2 separate regions of the Homo sapiens genome follow, and region 2 is linked to region 1. Evidence: read pairs that join two places in POLR2A ChIA-PET (ENCODE). Cell type or tissue: PC-3. All regions are shown on one strand.

Evidence for each region. ChIA-PET counts read pairs that join two places held together with the same protein. Peaks named below come from ENCODE experiments on the same cell type or tissue, not always from the same donor. Only the 100,000 strongest peaks of a DNase experiment are listed, where the experiment ranks them.
Region 2: POLR2A ChIA-PET joins it to region 1 with 5 read pairs; 2 of 35 experiments call an interaction of 5 or more read pairs at or near these places.

Annotation. Positions count from the first base shown.
Region 1 is chr10:61,485,698-61,489,697 of GRCh38, forward strand. The region is part of intron 5 of TMEM26-AS1 (TMEM26 antisense RNA 1); the gene reads left to right. Among named protein-coding and RNA genes, the nearest start is that of TMEM26, 34 kb to the left of the region's middle. In PC-3, a CTCF peak has its summit at 2,206; DNase peaks (open chromatin) are centred at 1,244 and 2,054; H3K27ac peaks cover 392 bases.
Region 2 is chr10:61,239,435-61,243,434 of GRCh38, forward strand. No RefSeq gene overlaps it. Among named protein-coding and RNA genes, the nearest start is that of TMEM26-AS1, 210 kb to the right of the region's middle. In PC-3, no CTCF peak of the experiment used is centred here; no DNase peak of the experiment used is centred here; H3K27me3 peaks cover 377 bases.

The DNA.
Region 1 (4,000 bases):
GGTAAATGGTTAGGGCAATTATAGCATATTCTTGACTCTTGTAAAGTCATTTAAATGTACATGGAGACATGCTTAAGCTCTAATTTTAAGTTAAAGCATGTTTTTAACGTCTTCTTGGCCCAGCATCCCTCTATGCCCTCACCTGTGCCAGCCATACACAACCTTAGTCATACCAATATCAGAAACCAGATTTTAGCCCAGTCTAGCCAAACTTAGGCAATCTGTGGCAGGCCCATTTACATACCTGCCTACCAGATCCTGTCTTTCACTCAGATCTCCAGCCACTCCATTTAAAACAAATGCTATTCACTCTCTTTAGGCAACCTGCAAAAGAACTCAGGTATATGGGATCACTGAAATCAGCGACTCTCTATACGTCATAAGGAACACATTCCAGAACAAATAAATTATAAACTTAAAGCTGTGAGATAAGCTGAAAATCTATTTAAAATAAAAGGAGTGATGCTATATGCTGAATATATATAGAAGAGAACAACAGCCTGTATGAAGGTTAAGAAAAAGGAAAGCTGAGAATCCGTACTTCTCAGTGTAACCAGTACTCCACCCTGTAGGTAACAGGCACTTAAAATCTATTTGTTAATGATGATGTTTTAAGATAGTTTGTCTTCCCACTAGAAGGCAAAGTATTTGAAGACTAACTTGCTGACTTGCTTACTTGTGTAGACACTTGCATAGCTGGAACAGTGTTTACACCCAAGATGTACTTATTTCATTCCCGAAACAACCAGCCTTGAGAGAAGTACACTGAAAAAGCATAGACTGAATAACCTCTAGGGAATGGAACTGGGAAAGGATAACAGAGGAGAGCCCTCTGTTTATTTATTCAAATACTTCACTTTTTACATCATAATTTTGTATTATTTTTGACCCTTTTTTACAATTGGTATGTATTTTGTTAAAAGTAAATATGTAAAAGCATATTACTATGTTTTACCTAATCTTCCACTGTTTTAATTATACAGGTATCAGAGGAATATAGTATATATGTTGTATATCTATATATTACTCACCTTCGAACCCAGGATAAGAAATAGCTACTCAAATCAAACCCAAGACGAAAGTAATACTGTTAGTGATGGTGGCAGCAGTTATAATAGCAGTAATAACAGTAGTAGAAGCAGTATTAGTAGCTAGTAATAGTAGTGCCTTATGTATGTTTCCTCAACCCTTGTGGTTTTTCAATGACCTTACATTATTTCCTTTGTCCTATCAAACAGCACTGTGAAGCCATTGTGAAATCATTTCCATTTAACTAAAGGGAGAAGTAAGGGTCAAAGTGTTTGCCTAACAAATGACACACAGATAATGAATGGTAGAACCAAAACAAAATTTTGCAATTTGATTCTTAAACTAGTTTCAGTTTCACTATTTTTCCAGACACTTGCATATGCAATTATCCCAAGTGGATCCATATACAATTTGACTCTCCAAATATTAGGGCCACTGGTACATTATAATTTTAAGGGCGTTGTATTTCTCAATATGAAAAAAATGTAATCCAAGAATAAGCCTAACAATAAGAGTAATAACTCTAGGATCTTCTGATTTTTATTTGTCTCAGGTCAATGACCATTTTCCCAGTGTAGGTAAAACTAGAAAGGTGTAAAAATGAAATTCAGTGTGTCCATGGGACATATAATTTTGAAGTTGTTCTGAGTAGGAAATAATGTTCTACAGTGGCTGAAAAAGAAAATTGCCTTGCAAGGTTATCTGGATTTTGAAAATCGTCATTATGAACCCTAAGCTTAATGTAAACTTTGTGTAAGTTACCACCTTATAGCAACTTGTGCTAACAAATGCCATCCCTAAATCCTATCATCTGATGACAATTAAGAAGCCTTATAAAAATCCTTTTCCTGAGCAACTCACTTCCTGCCAAAGAAACTGTAAATCTTCACTTTAAACTACAACATCTGCTGAGGCATGCGTGTCAGGTGGCCATTTTTAAATTGTGAATTTTAGCATCCATGAAGTCTGTCGGTTTGTTATTTTCATGTTGCTGTGAGTCACTTCTGAACTGTCATTTCCTCTTACTTTTACATTCCTAAAGCTTTGCCATACTCGGATACTCACTGGAATATCGAATACTCTGTTGTTCCTGTAGGGGTCAAGCCCTCTTTTCCGTGTTATGGTAACTCACCCATATCATCATCACTACCAGCTCTGCCATCATCACCCCCATCTCTGCCATCATCACCCAAGAGACATTTACCCTATATCTCCTTGAGCACACACTCTGTATAAGACCTGATTCCTTTTTTCCAAAGGTACCATCCCTCTTCACTGAATTCTCAAAAATTTTATTCTTCTCTGAAGTAATTCAATGGCAGTTATACATTTATTTTATTGCATCAGTGGACTATTCTTTCCATTTAGATTCTTATCTCTTTTTCTATTATCTTATCTCAAGATAATAGGAAAAGATGAAACTGATGCTACTGCTGATTTTGAAGTCTTAACATTTTGTAGTGAGTATTTTCTGGGACTAAACATGTGTGCTATGCATTCAATTTGAGAAGAAAGATGAGAAAGTTAAGTATCAAGAGAGAATACCTTGAAGAATAATTCTTAAGAGTCCAAAAATAATTTCCAGCATAAATCCTTTCAGAAGGGAAAACATGAGCTGAGAAAAACATCCCTCTGTTTAGCTAATCCACATATAGTGGTTTGGGTGTTACATTTTCTTATGAGTTAGCATTTTGGGGGAATTTGCTATGTATCAAGAACACTTTAAAGCATTTTACGTGCAATATCTCATATAAACGTCACAATAACTTCAAAGGTAGCTATTATTATACACACTTTCTGGAGGAGAAAACAAAGGCTTAGAGAATTTGAATGATTTTTCCAAACTAAATAGCTAATAAGAAGCAAGAGCCAAGGCTTAAACAAAGATCTTTCTCTAGATAAAGTCCAAACGTTTGGTCAAGCATGGAAAAAGGTTCTACTAGATTTTACTAGATTCAATGAATCTATATTGCGTTAGAGCCAGTAAAAATTATTGTGGGATATATTGCCTAATCTTGGTTTAGTTATTTCATTCATTAAACCTGTCTTAAGCACCTATTATGTATTGGGCACCATGTAGGTATAGCCATTAAAGCTCCAACATTCTGGACACAGAATGGTGAAAAAAAATAAACAGAAAAGGAAGTATATAAGATGAATTATAAGGCAGTTAAAGTTACAAATTATGGGACAAAAAAAGAAAGAACTGGCTATGCATAAATATAGTGGAAATGATGTAGGGATTGCAACAGATTATAAGTTACATATCAGTCAGAAATGCAATGCTGTTTGAAAATAACACAAAGACATAAAATGTAACTGCAAATAATGTTCTCTTCATATTTAGCTTTGGCTAAACTGTTATGAGGACAAGCTATTCCAGAGCAACCATGTTGTAAGAAAGCTATGGGAAACTTGAAGAGGGTCCATAGTTCTACAGTGAAAATAATTAAAAAGAAAGAAGAAAAGAAATCTTTAAAGAAATACTTTAGGATTTGTGGTTATTTTGTCTGACGAAAGCAAAAACGTGAACAAGGAGAGCCTTAGTAACTATTTCAACATACAGAGAACTTTTCAGAGGATGGGAAAAAGTTGTTCCACTTTTCCATTAGAGAGAGAATAAAAGAAATGTATGTTCCTTAGAGGATGATACCATCAATGTGTTAAAGAGGTCATTCTTTATCCTATTCAGGAAGAGACATCCTAATTCTCCTCTTGGGACTTGTAAGTAGACAGAAACAAAAACTTTAAGATGATCAGAGGGCAAAAGTTTCTCTTCTCACCCTTTCTCTGACACACATGCAGCCAGAGAGTGCCTACTTAACAATCAATGACATACATAATTGTGCAACGTAAATGGTGTTACCTTTACTGAAAGTTTATAAAACATATAGGTGTGAAACTCGTTTGTTGTCCACATATTTTATAAAACTGTATTTTTTACCAAAATCAAAAAATTTCAGATAATAAT
Region 2 (4,000 bases), 250 kb before region 1:
ACAAAAATGTAGTAGTACACATAAACAATTTGCAATCACTTGCTAGATTAGAGAAAAAAGAAAATTACATGCTATCAGATTTCATCATGAAAGCTGTTTTCTGTGGATAAACAAAGATGAGAAAATGGTGAATATTGTCAGTTTTCTGAAGGAAACTTTTGAGTAATTGTAAAGAGGTTGATAGTACTTGTTCCCTTGGAATCACTCTTCTTAAGGTACTTTTAAAATAGTTTGAACCATTATATTCTTTTTCTGTATTTCTTTTTAGGGATCTACAAAGGGTGGAGTGGAGGCAGAAGACAGAAGTAGACATGAAAATAGGAGAAAAGTGTAAAAAGAGAGAATGATGAGAAAGGGTTAAAAAGGATAGCATATGTGTTAAAAGTAGATGTTTGAGTTGAAACTAATTGACATGAAAGAGAAATTGAGAGAGAGAGAGCAGCTGCTTATGTGTTCTTCATTTGAATATTGATGAAAATGCTATAGACACTTCTCTTATCAAGGTCAACAATATCTTCACATTGGTGAATCCAAAGATCAATTCTCAATTCTCATCTGATTTCTCAGAGCCATTTGAAGTGGATAATCCTCCCATCCTTCTAGAAATACTTTGGCTTTCAGGGCACCACACATTGCTGGGTTTCCTAACTTACTGGCTGCTCCTTGTCCATTTCTTCTGCTCATGTCCCCAATCTTAGTGCTAGGGGGCTCCGAAGGGTCATTGCTTGGGCTCCTTTGCTTCTCCACAAACCCTTAGTAATCTATTGCCTCATGGTTCTAAATACCATCTGCATGGTAATAAACCTCAGCCTTGAACTTCAGACTTTTGGATCCACAACATACTCAACATCTCCACTTGACAGTCCCATAAGTGTCTCAATTTTAACATACACAGAAATAAATTTCTCATCTTTTTTCTCAAAGTGGCTTCTCCCTCAGTTTTTTCCACCTCAAATAGTGGAAACTCTATCCACTTTGGTTTAGGCCCCAAACCTTAGAATCATCCCTCACTTATTTCTTTCTCTCATCCCACATCTAATCTGAAAATTATTTATGACCTTAAAAATCCAAATTCATACTACTTCTCACTTCCATCACTTGTCATGTTTGTATAAGCCAGCATTATCTTTTCCCCGGGTTACGGCAATAACTTTCAGACTTTCATTCTCATCTCAGCAATAGTCAATCTTCAACACAAAAAAGAGATCAATTATTTTCATGTAGGAGATCACGTACATTCTCTGCTTAAAACCCTGTGACAGCTCCTCATCTTACTTGGAGAAAAATTTAAAGTCCTAAGAATGGCCTCCACACCTGTAAAACCTGGTAGCCCATTATCTTGCTGAGTTCATTTCCAACAATTCTCTCTGCTCACTATATTGCAACCCTACTGCCCTTTTTGGTATTCATTGAGCATTCTAGACAAACCACTGCCTCAGGCCCTTTGCATTTACTGTTCCCTCTGCCTAGATTGCTTATACCATAGATATGTATTTCCATTATTTGCTCAAAAGTTAGCTTCTCATTAAGACCTTTCTGAACCACCCTATTTAAAACTGGACTTTGTCAACCTGCAAGCGCCTCCAATCTCTCTTTTTTTTAAAAAAAAAAAAAACCTTTCTCCAAAGCACTTATTACTATATTACTCTTTTAATATATAATATCTTCTTTTTGCTTGTGCTTTTTTTATACCTCCACTAAAATGTAGGCTTCCTGAAGGAAAGCATTTTGTCTGTTTTACTCATTGCTCTATCCCCAGTACTCAGAGCAATACTTTACAAATAGAGGCTCAATAAAAATTTGTTAAATTAATAACTGAATAAAAGGAGGAAGTAGTGTGACTAGTTCTTGGATCACATAGCTGCCTCGTTTAAATTCCAGGCAGCATCATGGTTTCAAAAGAATCAGTTTCCTAAACAATTGCTATGGTTTGAATGTGTCTCCGAAAATTCATGTGTTGGTAACTTAATCCTGAATGCCACAGTGTTAGGAGATGGGGCCTTTTGGGGAAGTGTTTACATCATGAGGGGGCCACCATCATGAATGAGTTAATGCCATTATAGAAGGGTTTGATGAGGGAGTGTAGTCCCCTTGCCCTTCTATCTTCTACCACATAAGGACACAGCAAGAAGGCCCAATGCCAGCATCCTTGATCTTGCACTTTCCAGCCTCCAGAACTGTGAAAAATAAATTTCCTTTTCTTTATAAATTACCCAGTCTCAGATGTTCTGTTGTAGCAGCACAAATGTAATAAGACAACCATCAATTAGGATGCAAGAAGAAAGTTCAGGGAAGATTCCAACGTGTCATCATACTAGAACCCACTTGGCCTTTTTCGTTCTTTTTCACCTGGTGATGTGCCTTGCTCTATTCCCTCTCCACCCACCCCCCTGCCATGGGGACATATGCACAAACTGAGAGAAAGGTAGTTGGTACAACAGTTGAAGGTGATATGGGAGTCCTGCCACTTGCCCACATAGCTTTCTTGTGCTCACTAGACTTGCTTGTGCCTGATACCAGTGGTACCACTTCCATCTTATGAGGATTTCTATTGAGCCCTCTGAACCTTATGCCTTGATGGGTCTGGCAAGCCAGCCCCTGATGGGCATTCATGTCACATGGCCAGTTGCTGTATCATATCTAATACTTTATCTCTAATAGGGTTCAGTAGCATGCAAGGGAGCTGTTTCAGGATGGCCTAGAGTTCTCTGCAGTACGTAGAATGGCCTTGCTACAAATACGGACCTATGTTTCTCCTAATCCAATTTGCCATAAACTCTACATAACGTACATTCTTAGCACAGGTACCTCTAATACCATAAGGCTTGGTAAGTCTGATGCCCCAAGTATCAGGGTTGCTTGTCCCATATCTTAGATTTTTTTCAGATCGCTTTCCTGCTCTGTCCCATTCAAAGCTGGAAGTCTTTCATATCTCTCAGTAAAATGGGGGTAAAGAGATTTTTTTTTTAAGATGGAGTCTTGCTCTGTCACCTGGCTGGAGAGTAGTGGTGCGATCTCGGCTTACTGCAACCTCCGCCTCCCGGGTTCAAGCGATTCTTCTGCCTCAGCCTCCCGAGTAGCTGGGACTACAGGTGCATGCCACCACGCCCAGCTAATTATTTGCATTTTTAGTAGAGATGGGGTTTCACCGTGTTAGCCAGGATGGTCTCAATCTCCTGACCTTGTGATCCGCCTGCCTCGGTCTCCCAAAGTTCTGGGATTACAGGTATGAGCCACCGCGCCTGGCCAGAAACAATATTTCTAAGTGTGGAATACATTGCATCCAGAGGCTAGAAAGACCTACAAGGCATTGTGCTTTCTTCATAGTTGGTGCCAGAGGGCTGGGGAGAAAAGTTATGAGATGCTATAGTTTGTCATTTACTTTGGTGGGGATGTCCCAGCATAACCCAGATCATTAGACTCCAAAAAATGTTCTTGAAGTGTCAAGCCCCTGAATATTCATAAGGTTTATCATTCTACCTTTTGGAGCATATGTGTCTTACCAAGGCTTTGTAGCATGCTTCCACTTCTTATTCATACAATATAATTGACATATGTCATTGACTGAGAGGACTAATGTTCTGATCCAGGCACATACAGTTCAGGTCCCTTCAGACTATATCTTTTTCTCTCTGTCTTTTGTTGTTATTTTTAAAAATAATTTTGAGACAGCATCTTGCTTTGTTGCCCAGGCTGGAGTGCAGTAGCACAATCACAGCTCACTACAACTTTGGCCTCCCAGACTCAACTGGTCCCTCCACTTTAGCCTCTGGAGTAGCTGGGACTACAGGCATCTGCCACCACACCCAGATAATCTTTTTTTATTTTTTGTAGAGACGGCATCTTACCATGTTTCCCAAGTTGGTCTCAAACTCATGGGCTCAAGTGATCTTGCCACCTCAACCTCCCAAAGTGTTGGGATTACAGATGTGAGCCAGTTGGAAAAGAATGTACCTGACAGGTTAATATCAAGACACAATATAGCTGAAATTGTAATTTG